2 separate regions of the Homo sapiens genome follow, and region 2 is linked to region 1. Evidence: read pairs that join two places in POLR2A ChIA-PET (ENCODE). Cell type or tissue: OCI-LY7. All regions are shown on one strand. Links, peaks and the distances in the headings refer to the core of each region. The heading gives the core; the rest is flanking DNA.

Evidence for each region. Peaks named below come from ENCODE experiments on the same cell type or tissue, not always from the same donor. Only the 100,000 strongest peaks of a DNase experiment are listed, where the experiment ranks them.
Region 2: POLR2A ChIA-PET joins it to region 1 with 7 read pairs; 4 of 35 experiments call an interaction of 5 or more read pairs at or near these places.

What each region holds. Positions count from the first base shown.
Region 1 is chr20:33,404,787-33,412,899 of GRCh38, forward strand. SNTA1 (syntrophin alpha 1) reads right to left here. Exons shown (of 8, transcript NM_003098.3): 4 at 7,789-7,996; 5 at 7,510-7,640; 6 at 5,349-5,545; 7 at 3,915-4,102; 8 at 3,171-3,813. The coding sequence ends at 3,721. It overlaps LOC124904889 (a long non-coding RNA gene), which reads left to right. Exons shown (of 2, transcript XR_007067567.1): 2 at 5,267-8,113. Among named protein-coding and RNA genes, the nearest start is that of CDK5RAP1, 7.3 kb to the left of the region's middle. In OCI-LY7, for the core only: no CTCF peak of the experiment used is centred there; DNase peaks (open chromatin) are centred at 4,045 and 4,605; H3K4me3 peaks cover 2,304 bases; H3K27ac peaks cover 3,866 bases.
Region 2 is chr20:33,537,295-33,541,294 of GRCh38, forward strand. All of the region lies in intron 1 of CBFA2T2 (CBFA2/RUNX1 partner transcriptional co-repressor 2), which reads left to right. Among named protein-coding and RNA genes, the nearest start is that of CBFA2T2, 49 kb to the left of the region's middle. In OCI-LY7, for the core only: no CTCF peak of the experiment used is centred there; a DNase peak (open chromatin) is centred at 2,052.

The DNA of each region.
Region 1 (8,113 bases), core at 2,383-6,382:
CAGGGTTTCACCATATTGGCCAGACTGGTCTCTAACTCCCCACCTGCGGTGATCCACCCACCTTGGCCTCCCAAAGTGCTGGGATTACAGGCATGAGCTACTGTGCCCGGCTACTGAGACAAGTATTTGAGTGCAGGTAGTTGATTTGCAAAGTAATCTCAGGAAACACTGGTAGGGTAGTAGGGGAGTGAAACAGGGAGGGGAGACAGCCAATAAACATTGTTAACAAGCAACTTTCTTGCAGGCATCTAGGTCTTAATCCTGCTGGAGAACACTGGGAAATAATGCAGAACACTGTGCTGGTTAATTATTTGTGTCAACTTGACTGGGCCACAGGTTGCCCAGATATCTAGTTAAACGTTATTTCTGGGTGTTTCTTGAGGAAGAGATTAGCTTTGGTGGACTGAGTAGAGTAGACTACCCTCCACAATCTGGATGGACATCATCTAACCCCTTGGGGACCCAAATAGGACAGGAAGACAGAGCAAGGTTGAATTCTCTGTCTGCCTGACTGCTTAAGCTGAGACATTGGTCTTCTCCTGCCCTTGGACTGGGACTTAAACACCATTGGCACTCCTGATTCTCAGTCTTTTAGATTCAAACTGGAATTTACACCACCACCTTTCCTCGGTGTGCAGCTTGCAGATGGCAAATTGTAGGACTTCTCAGCCTCTATAATCACTTGATCCAATTCCTTATGATAAATCTCATTCTAGATGTAGAAATATACATATAGTGGCCAGGCACAGTGGCTCATATCTGTAATCCCAGCACTTTGGGAGGCCAAGGTGGGAAGATCACTGGAGGTCAGGAGTTCGAGACCAGCCTGGCCAACATGGTGAAACCACATCTCTAATAAAAATGCAAAAATTATGGCCAGGCGCAGTGGCTCACACCTGTAATCCCAGCACTTTAGGAAGCCGAGGCAGGCGGATCACCTGAGGTCAGGAGTTCAAGACCAGCCTGGCCAACATGGTGAAACCCCCGTCTCTACTAAAAATACAAAAAAATTAGCCGGGCATGGTGGCGAGCGCCTGTAATCCCAGCTGCTCAGGAGGCTGAGGCAAGAGAATTGCTTGAGGCCAAGACAGGAGGATTGCTTGAGTTCAGGAGTGTGAGACCAGCCTGAGTAACATGGCAAGACCCCATCTCTACAACAAATTAAAAAATAAAAAATTAGCCAGCCATGGTGGCACAGTCCTATAGTCTTAGCAACTTGGGAGGCTGAGGTAGGAGGATCACTTGAGCCTGGGAGGCCGAGACTGCAGTAAGCTGGGATCCCGCAACTGCACTCCAGCCTGGGCAACAAAGCGAGACCCCACCTCCAAAACAAAAAATAGGGCGGAGGGTGGTGTTCCAAGTGAAGGCACCAGACTGCTGATGGCCAGAAGGAAAAGGAGTGAGTCTTTGGTGGTTTGGGATGTTGCTGAAAATTTAGTGGATAAGCTGAGAAAATTTCATTTTCACAAAGAAACAATGCTACCATTGTAAGTAAGCTAAAAGTGATTGCCTCAAAGTTAAGTTACCTGGTCTCTCTTTTTTTTTTTTTTGAGACAGAGTCACGCTCTGGGGCCCAGGCCGGAGTGCAGTAGCGCAATCTCTGCTCGCTGCAAACTCCACCTCCAGGGTTCAAATGATTCTCCTGTCTCAGCCTCCCGAGTAGCTGAGATTACAAGTGCACACCACCATATCTGGCTAATTTGTTGTTGTTGTTGTTTGTTTTGTTTGTTTTTTTGAGACCGAGTCTCACTCTGTTACCCAGGCTGGAGTGCAGTGGCCGCGATCTCAGCTCACCGCAACCTTCACCTCCCAGGTTCAAGCAATTCTCCTGCCTCAGCCTCCTGAGTAGCTGGGATTACAGGCAGGTGCCACCATGCCCGGCTAATTTTTGTATTTTTAGTAGCAACAGGGTTTCACCATGTTGGCCAGGCTGGTCTTGAACTCCTGACCTCAGGTGATCCGCCCACCTCAGCCTCCCAGAGTGCTGGGATTACAGGCATGAGCCATCACACCAGGCACATCATCTTTGTTTTATCTTGTCGCTACATTAAAGAAACTGAACCTTTCAAAAGTTTAAAAAAAAAAAAGTTCTGGGCTTGGCACGGTGTCCTAGCACTTTGGGAAGCTGATGCAGGAGGATCACTTGAGGTCAGGAGTTTAAAACCAGCCTGGCCAACATGGTGAAACCCTATCTCTACTAAAAATACAAAACATTAGTGGGGCATGGTGGTGGGCGCCTGTAATCCCAGCTACTCAGGAGGCTGAGGCAGGAGAATCGCTTGAACCGGGAGGTGGATGTTGCAGTGAGATGAGACCCTGCCTGGGTGACAGAGCAAGACTCCGTCTCAAAAAAAAAAAAGTTCTCCATCATTGCCATTGTCATTGTGATTTTAGGTAGGGAGTCATAACCACTGCCCACTCACATCCAGCCAGCACATCGCAGTTTCCGAAGTACCAAACACATTCCACTCCACCTCCCTTCTGCAGGAAAGGGTCCTGAAGCTCTCTAAGATGGCTTTGACATGGGTCCACAAATTCTTTGACATTCCTTTCTTCAAGAGGTGGAGCCTAATTCCCCTCCCTTTGAGTGTGGACTGAACTTAGTGACTCATTTCTAATGAATAGAACAAAGCAGAAGCAACAGTGTAAGGCTTCCAAGACCGGGTCATAAGAGGCACTGTTTGTGGCTTCCTCCTTGCCCTCTCTTCTGTCTCACTGTGGGGAAAGCCAACTGCCATATCATGAGAAAACTCAAGCAGCAGCTCTAGGGTTAGCCCTACATGGTGAGGAACTGAGACCTCCTACCCACAGCCATGTGCATGAGCAGTATTGGAATGGATCCTCCAGCCCCAGTCAAGCCTTCAGATGACTGCAGCCCTAGCCGACAACTTGACTGCAACCTCATGAGCGACCCTGAGACAAGAACAGCCCAGCTTAGCCCCTCTCAAATTTCTGACCCACAGAACCTAAGAGATAATGAATATTTGTCATTTTAAGCTGCAAATTTTGGATAATTTGTCACACAACAATAGATAACCAATACACTGTCTTTGGCCCATGTAGTAAAGGTCTGTTCTTCTCCAGGGAAAGGTGCCCTAGTCCTTGGTCTGGTCCATCTTGGGACTGCAGGGGCCACCCCAGGACCCAAAGGCCAAGGCACAGACCACATACACTGGGCCGGGCTGCCTGTGTGCTCACAGGCTGTTTATTTATCCAAGAGTAAGGAGGAGAGAGACAGGATGAAGAGAAAAACCAGACTCCCCACGGTGGCAGGGCTGAGGGGAAAAACAAACAGAAAATCTCCTCTTCTTTCTCTTGCTGCTGACCCCAGGGTACTCCAGCTTCAGATGGGACCTCTGGGGGTGGCTTAGGGGCCTCGAGGAGGCCCGGCAGCTCAGCTGTTGGCTGGGGTCAGGATCCGCACAGGGGCAGGTCCCAGACTCGGAATGGCTTCTGTGTACACAAAATATCTCTCTGCAAAAGGCACTGGTGGAGGGGGGCAGCAGGAAGGCCACCCCATCACAGGCAGAGTCCACTCTGTCCTGCGTCTGGGTCCTGGGCCCCAAGACCAATCCAGTCTCCCTCAGGGTTGGGGTTTCGGAGGCCCTTGTTCCTCTCCTCTCCCTTCCCTCAGCCCAGGGGTGAGCAGGCAGTCGGTGGAGGCCCAGCTCAGGCCATGTCATGGACACCCCTCTTCAGGGCTAGTGCATCCGGCGACTTCTAGGCCAACAGCCCGAGGCGGGTGACTTTGGCCGACAGGAAGGAGTGGATGATGAAGACTATGGTTTTGGGACACGAGTGCAGGTCCAGCTGCTGGAGGGTGGATGGAGAGAAGAGTCAGGGCCCTGGCCAGCCTGGCCTCCGAGAGTGCACACCCCCTCCTCCCCAGGGTGCAGAGGCAGCCCCTCACTCACGATCTCGCCTTCAGCACCTCCAAAATCCAGGAAAAGGAGACTGGCACCGTCATCTGAAGACATCTGCAGCTTCTCGAAGGGCTGTCGCAGGAGCACAGCTCGGGCTGCACCTGGCTCAGCCGCCCACAGTGTGAAGCCCTTGTCGATGTGCACAGACAGGCTGCAGGGACGCCCATTCCACGTGCAGGCTGCAGGGAGGGCACATAGGTACAGGCACAGCTGGCACCTCAGAGACTACACCCCAACCTCCAACCCCCACCGCAGCTTACAAAGTGGGGCCTGAATGCCTCCAGGGATGGGAGGCTCACTGTTTGTCGTGGCACCAGTACACCCACCCTGCAGAGAGTCATCACCCCCACCCTCAGAGGACCTACACCCACTTCCAGTCCCACTTCCAGCAGCACAAGTAGAAAGGGGGAGCTTAAAATGTGCCATGGACAGGAGGCTCACTGCTGATAAAGGCATCATCAGATCTACCAAGCACCGCCCTTGGAGACCTGCAGAGTTACCCGGCTAAATTTAAATTTCAGATAAACAATGACTAATTTGGGCATACTTCTGTGAAAAAAGTATTCATTGTTAACCTGAAATTCAAATGAGGCTGGGTGTCCTGTATTTATTTCCTCTGGCAACCCTACCCCAAGTGCCATCTCTCACATCCTCACCAGCAGATTGACAAAACTGGGGCAAGAAAACCCCAGGGAGAAGAGTCTCTGCCTGCTAGGGCACCTGCACATCCAAAACAGAGGGCCCAAACCCAACTTCCTTTTTTTTTTGGAGAAACAGTCTCACTCTGTTACCCAGGCTGGAGTGCAGTGGGCGCAATCTCGGCTCACCACAACCTCCATCTCCCGGGTTCAAGTGATTCTCGTGCCTCAGCTTCCTGCGTAGCTGGGACTACAGGCACCTAGTACCATGCCCGGCTAATTTTTGTATTATTATTTTTTTTTTTTGAGACAGTCTTGCTCTGTCGCCCAGGCTGGAGTGCAGTGGCACAATCTGGGCCCACTACAACCTCCACCTCCCAGATTCAAACAATTCTGCCTCAGCCTCCCGAGTAGCTAGGACTACAGGCGCCCACCACCATGCCCGGCTAATTTTTGTATTTTTAGTAGAGACAGGGTTTCACCATTTTGGCCAGGCTGGTCTCAAACTGCTGACCTCAAGTGATCCACCCGCCTCAGCCTCCCAAAGTGCTGCGATTACAGGCGTGAGCCACCGCACCTGGCCAATTTTTGTATTATTAGTAGAGACAGGGTTTTGCCATGTTTGCCAGACTGGTCTCAAACTTCTGACCTCAGGTGATCCACCCACCTTGACCTCCAAACCCCATTTTCTATCCCCTCCTGAAGTGCCCTAAAGAAGGAAGCTTGAATGCCCCTGGGGATAAGAGGCTTATTACCAGAGGGACACTCCCAGATCCTCCCAGCACACCTGTAGACACCTCCTGCACACCCTCGGCGGCCCGGTGACAGCCATCCACAAGCTGGCGGGTCCAGGCAGCCAGCTCCTGCGGTGACTCCACGCTGAACAGGTGAGTGTCCACACCGTGACGCGTGCCCGTGCGCAGGGCAAAAGAGAGCTCTGCATCGTAGGGCACTGAGCCCTTGGAGGGGCCTGAGTGCACCAGTCTGGGGGTTGGGGGCAGAGGGCTGAGCATGAGGCCTCAGGCCGGAGGCAAATAGTTCTGGGCAAAGGGGCCAGTGACCTGGGAAGAAACCCTGTAAATCCTTTACCACCTAACAGGACAGGACTTGCCAGGGGGCACTGATTGACTCAGCAGGAGACATCTCCTGCCACCCTCCCCGTCACTCCCTTGGCTCTGGCTATACTGGTGTCATCACACACACCTAGCACATGCCTGCCTCAGCACCTTTGCATATGCTCTTCCCTCTGCCTATACATGCTTCCCTGATTATCTGCACGGCTCACTCCCTCACTTCCTTCAGATGTTAGTTTAAATGTCACCTCCTCTGAGAAGCCTTCCCTGACCTCCCAGTCCAAAATAGCACCCTTGTCACTCACTAGCCTTACTTTTTAATCATGGTACCAGAAATTATACTTTTTATTATTTGTTTTCGTTGGTTTTTGACTGTCTTTTTCACTAGAATGTCAACTAGGTTAGAAATTTTGATCTTGTGTTCACCACTGTATTCCCAGTAACTAAAACCATGCCTGCCCACAGTAGGTGCTCAGTAAACTTTTGTTGCCTAACTTGAATCACTTGATTAGGCAGACAGTCCAGGACCTAGTTATCCCTAGTAGCCAGCAGGCTCCTGACACACGGGCCAGAGCCAGCCTGAGGTAAGGAGACATGGGGGACAAGGACTTCAGACCCCTGCAGCTTGACTCTCACTTGCTGTGTGGCCTTGGTAAGCCAACTGCCCCTCTCTGGGGCAGAAAGTTCTGCCCCATATCCCTCTTTGTTCCTCCCTCCACCCACTCTTTCTCCTATAGCTCAGTTCCCCCCGCCACAGACTGCTGCTGACACCCGCCTTCGACTTTCCAGCCCTGAGCTGCAGACCCTCGAGTCCCCAGGCTTCCTATCCAAGCTCCCTCTCCATCCCACACACACTCTGGACTTAACTCAGCATCTTGCTCCAGCCTCCTCCCTTTCCACCCCCACCCCCAGTCCCACGCTCACCCAGACACAAGCTCCAAACCTCCTGTTCATTCCGGACCCCTCCTTCACCCGCCCCATCTGGCAAGCACGGAGCCCTGTTAATTTTACACCCATGTGGTTTCCAATGCCAATGCTGCCTTTCTTCCCCATCTGCTCCTGCCACCCACCTCCACCTCCCCCAGCCACCATCATCTCTCCTGCATGACTGCAGCACCTCCCCACTTCCATCCTGCACTCTCCGCTGCATTCTCCACGTGGCAGCCACAGGGATTCTCTTAAAGCAACCAGAGCACCTCGCTCCCCAGCTTAAACCCTTCAACACTACCAAACTCTTAAGCTAAAGCTAACATTCCTTAATCAGGCAATAGAAGCTCTTCAAGATCAGGCCCTGCCAACTCCCTTCTCTCCATTTCCTGCATGAATTCTGGTTATCACAAACTCATAGCTCCATGAACATGCTATAGCCCTTCATGCCTCTGTACTTTTGACCATGATGTTCTCTCTGCATGGGATGCTCTTTCACCCTTTCTTAAACAGAAAACTTCTACTCATCCATCAAAGTCCAGCTCAAATGTCACCTCCTCCCTGAAGCCTTCCTCTACTACCCCAACAGAGTTAAGTGGCTCCTACAAACCCTGCACTGTAATGGCTGTTCCTGGGTCTGTCTCCCCAGCCAGACAAGGTTCTCTCTGGAGGCAGAAACTGTTGGGGTCAGCTCTGTGCCCTCTGAACCATGCAGCACAAGGCATAAGTGTCAGCGAATGAGTGGCTAATGGGGACCTTATATCCTTTTGTTCCAAGCACCCATTTTACAGATGAGGAAACTGAGGCCCAGACAGGGCAGAGACTTGCTTCAGGTCACCTGGGGAATAGCTGAGGGTGGACAGGGCTGGAGTTCCCAGCTTCTGGGGCCCTGCTGGAGCATCTCCTGGCAAGTTCTGGGGGAGACATACTGCCCCTGCCTGTGGGTACCTGGTGGCGATGAGTGGGGCAGTACGGGCTGGCCGGCTCAGGGCCTCGCGGGTCTCGGGGAGAGACAAGTAGAGGAGCAGTTCCTTTTCAGTTAGCAGGGCCAGGGTGGGGGCTGTGCCCCCACTGGGCAGCTGCAGAGAACAAAACAGCAGTGAGGATGGGTGGGGGAAGAGAGGGCAGAGGGCCAGGGCAGGGTGAGGTGGCCAGGGGCACTGGGAACAGGGCCAGCTCCAAAGGAGCGGAAGAGAGAGAGGGATAGGTCCCAGGCCCAGCAGGTACCTGCTCAGTTAGCCAGCCAATCTGCTTGATGTCCTGGCTCCCAGCTGTGCTGGTGGCTGCCAACAGTGCCTGCAGCTCATCCTTGACCCGCGGCGTCAGAGTATTGACCTGGGCTTGGATGGCAGTCGCCCACGACCTCGCACTAGCCTCATCCTTGGCCCTCAGGAAGAGGGTGTCTTGACCATCTGCCGAGCAGATCTCCAGATACCTGCAGGCACAAATGGGTGGAGACAAGGACCTGACCATTAGGCTGCAGCTGCCCAACCCTGGCCCAAGAAACCCCACCCACCACCAAACCAGGAGAAACCAGGGGGATGTCCGTGAG
Region 2 (4,000 bases), core at 1-4,000, 130 kb after region 1:
GCCAACACAGCGAAACCCCGTCTCCACCAAAAAAGTAAGAAAACCAGTCAGGCGTGGCAGCGCGCGCCTGCAATCGCAGGCACTCGGCAGGCTGAGGCAGTAGAATCAGGCAGGGAGGTTGCAGTGAGCCGAGATGGCAGCAGTACAGTCCAGCTTCGGCTGGGCATCAGAGGGAGACCGTGGAAAGAGAGGAAGAGGGAGACCGTGGGCCGTGGTGAGAGTGAGAGGGAGAGGGAGAGCTCTTTTTAGCTTTTATAGCTTTTGTTGTGTCTAAGGAATCTTTGCCTAACCCGAGTTCACAAAGATTTTCTTGTATGTTTTTTTCTGGAATTTCTGTAGTTTTTAGATTTACATGTAGATCTAATATTTTAATACATGGTATGAGATATTAAGGATCCAAGTTCAGTTTTTTGCATATGAATATCCAGCTGTTTTAGTACCAGTTGTTGAAAGGACTATCATTCCTCTACCGGATTGTCCTTGTACCTTTGTCAAAAATCAGTTGTTTATATATCTGTGGGTCTGTTTCTGGACTCTGTTCCATTGATATGTTTACCTTATCTTTATGCCTGTACCACACTGTTTTACTATAACTTGAAGTGAGGCAGTTTTAGTCCTCTAGCTATATTCGTTTTCAAAGTTGTTTTAGGTAATCTAGGTTCTTTGCATTTCCAAATAAATTCTAGAATTAGCTTCTCAATTTCTTAAAAAAAAAAAAAAGCACGTTGGGATTTTGATTGGGACTACATTGAATCTGTTTGGGGGAAGAGCTGACGTCTTAACAGTTTAGGAGAGATACAAATTAACAAATTAAATTAGTGATTTTATTTTAATTAATGTTTCTCAGTAGTATTTTTGTGTTTTTCCTGTACAGGTTTTATGTCTTTTGTCAAATTTTTCTCTTAATATTTCACAATTTTTGATACTGTTTTAATTTTTTCAGAATTTCAGTATTTGGTCATTGCTACTCTATAGACATGAAGTTGATTTTTGTGTATTGATCTTGTATCCTGCAACTTGGCTAAATTCACTTATTTTAATAGCTTTTTGGGGAGATTCCATTGGATTTTCTTTTTTCTTTTTCCTTTTTTTTTTGAGATGGAGTCCTGCTTTCTCACCCAGACTGGAGTGCAGTGGCCCAATCTCGGCTCACTGCAACCTCTGCATCCTGGGTTCAAGCAATTCTACTGCCTCAGCTTCCTGAGTAGCTGGGATTGCAGTTGCCTGCCACCAGGCCTGGCTAATTGTATTTTTAGTAGAGACAAGGTTTTACCATGTTGCCTAGGCTAGTCTTGAACTGACCTCAGGTAATCCACCCACCTCGGCCTCCCAAAGTGCTGGGATTACAGGCATGAGCCACCGTCCCTGGCCTCCGTTGGATTTTCTGTACATCATTTGCAAATAAGGACAATTTTACTTCTTTCCAATTATCACTTGTTTTACTTATTTACTTATTATCAGTATTTTCTGTGTTGTCACTGCTTCAGAGATTCTGTCCTTTTCAATTTTCTTTTGTTATCTTCTTGGTCTTAGATATTATCATATTGTTGTTTGTTTTTTTTTTTTAATTAGTTAATGGCTTTCTGTGAGGTATTCTCTCAGTCTATGTTGTCTTCAGAAAACACTGGTTTCATTTTGTTCAGGGCCATATCATAATTCCTAGCTACCAATTACATGAAGTTCCAACTTATTTATTCCTCCACATTGGGATCAAATATTTCTTCCTGTCAATAATTGGCATTTCTGTTTACCATTGCAACTTATTCTAGCCTAGGTCCCACTTAAAATTATAGTTGGGGAGAGAGCATCAGAGTTGAGGTTCGGAAATTTGGTTTGAATTCCCATTTTGCTGCTTAGTGTCTGTATAATCTTGGGCAAGTTTTTTAACTGTTAGGCCTGTTTGCTTATCTGTAGGAAGAGAGTAACACAAGAACTTTACAATATGTCATGTGAATTGAAAGAGAGAACATAGAAATCATAGCCATGTGCCTGCAACACAGTGTGGGTAGTCTGTAAATATTTAGTCTGGCACTAGTGTGAGCACCAAGTGAAGGAATGAATGCTTGTTTGCATATCCTATTTCTGCACTGTTGCTTATGCTGTTCTCCAATCTCTTTTCAGGCCCTCTGCATCTTCCTCATGTTTCGAGGTCAATGAAGCCCATCTTTATTACTCATTTCCTATCATTGTTTACATCCCTGTTGAGTTGATATCTTACTAAACTTAGGGACTGGGAGTATATCTTTGGAAAATATTTGTTTTCCTCAAAATGCCTACCATAAATGTATTATAGGTCCCTAAAATAATTGGTTGATTGTATAGTTAATTTGGAAGCAGTGCATCAAAATACTTTGTAGGGTGACAGCGAAGTAAGGTTTTTTTTGTTTTTTGTGTTTTTTTTTTTTTTGGTAGAAGACAGTCTTTGTCTGTCACTCAGGCTGGAGTGCAATGGCATGATCACAGCTTACTTCAGCCTCAAACTCCTAGGCTCAAGCAATCCTCCCACCTCAGCATCCTGAGTAGCTGGGACTATAGGTGCGTACCACCATGCCTGGATAATTTTTTTTTTTAATTTTTATTTATTGTAGAGATGCAGTCTTGCTATATTGGCTGGGCTGGTTTCCCAAAGGCCTCCTCAAGTGCTGGGATTATTGGTGTGAGCCACCATGTCTGGCCTGTTTGTTTTTTGGTCAGATTTAGGTTTTAGGAGTGAAGTAAGTTGAATTTTACATGCTACAGTGGAAGTGGCAGAAATGTTTTTGTTTGATTAAAAGTAGCTTTAAGAGAACAGTAATTAACTTTTTAATTTTGGCCATCAAACAAGGAGGGTTGCTCATAAAACAGAATGGGAGTTTGGTAACTATAAACCATTTATTAAATGTTTTTTAAAAATCACATTGTTTCAACATTGAATGTGGTAGAATATTCAGTATTTCCTTTAGGTTTACATGTATAGTCTTATGTCTTTTAACAACAGAAATATGTTCTGAGAAATGCATCATTAGGTGATGTACAAACATTATAGAGTGTACTTACACAAACCTACATAATATAGCCTACTACACACCTAGGATATATGTAAACCTGTAATAGTAGCTAACAGCATGTTACTGTACTGAATGCTGTAGGCAGTTTTAACAATGGTGTTTGTATATCTAAACATAGAAACTGTACAGTGAAAATATAGTAATCTTATGGTACCACCTTTATTGACTGAAACTTCAGCTAAAAATGATAAACCTGATTAATATGCAAAGCAGCCCTTATAACATGCTTTTTCAAAAACAGCTTAAGACTTTTCAGATTTCGTTAAGAAGTTATATGGTAACATGCTGACTAGAGAATGATTTATTGGGCTAGTTAGCATTTTAAAGTAAAGGGAATGGAAACCAGAAGATGATGCAAGGGTACTTTTATTCGTTGTGTTAAAAAGCCATAGTAAAAGCCGTAGTAATCATTCTAAACTGTTGGATGCTTCCTTAGTGCTGCGTATATAAAGTATGTTAATAAATTTGATATCTAGGGTACTTGTTAGAACCCTAACTGGCATAGCCTATAACTCCAGAATCACCATTCTAATTGTATTCTGGAGTTGTGCTCTACAGTGGTGCTATTCACATAGAATATAATGTGAAAGGTAACCCTAGAGTTGTGCAAGTAGAAGGTACTAGCTTAATGAATTTGGCTCTAATAAGTTAATAAAGTAATTTGAACATTCCTTGAGAGGTAAAGTTTAAGATGCACTGTGGGACGCTAGAAAGTAATTTGCAGGCAGCCAGGAAATCTGGTTTCTGGAACCAGTCAACTGGCACCTCACTTTCCCCATAGTACCATGGAAACTTTGATTAGATGTCTCTTCCATTGCTGATATTTTGCATTTAGGTGATGGATTGAAGTCAGGAACTAGATCTAGCATTGAGGGCACTGAAAGGTGGTTGTCATGTAGTCCAGAGGTCAAGGGTCAAGTGATTAGAAGCAGTTTGTTCAGAGGTCAAGTGAT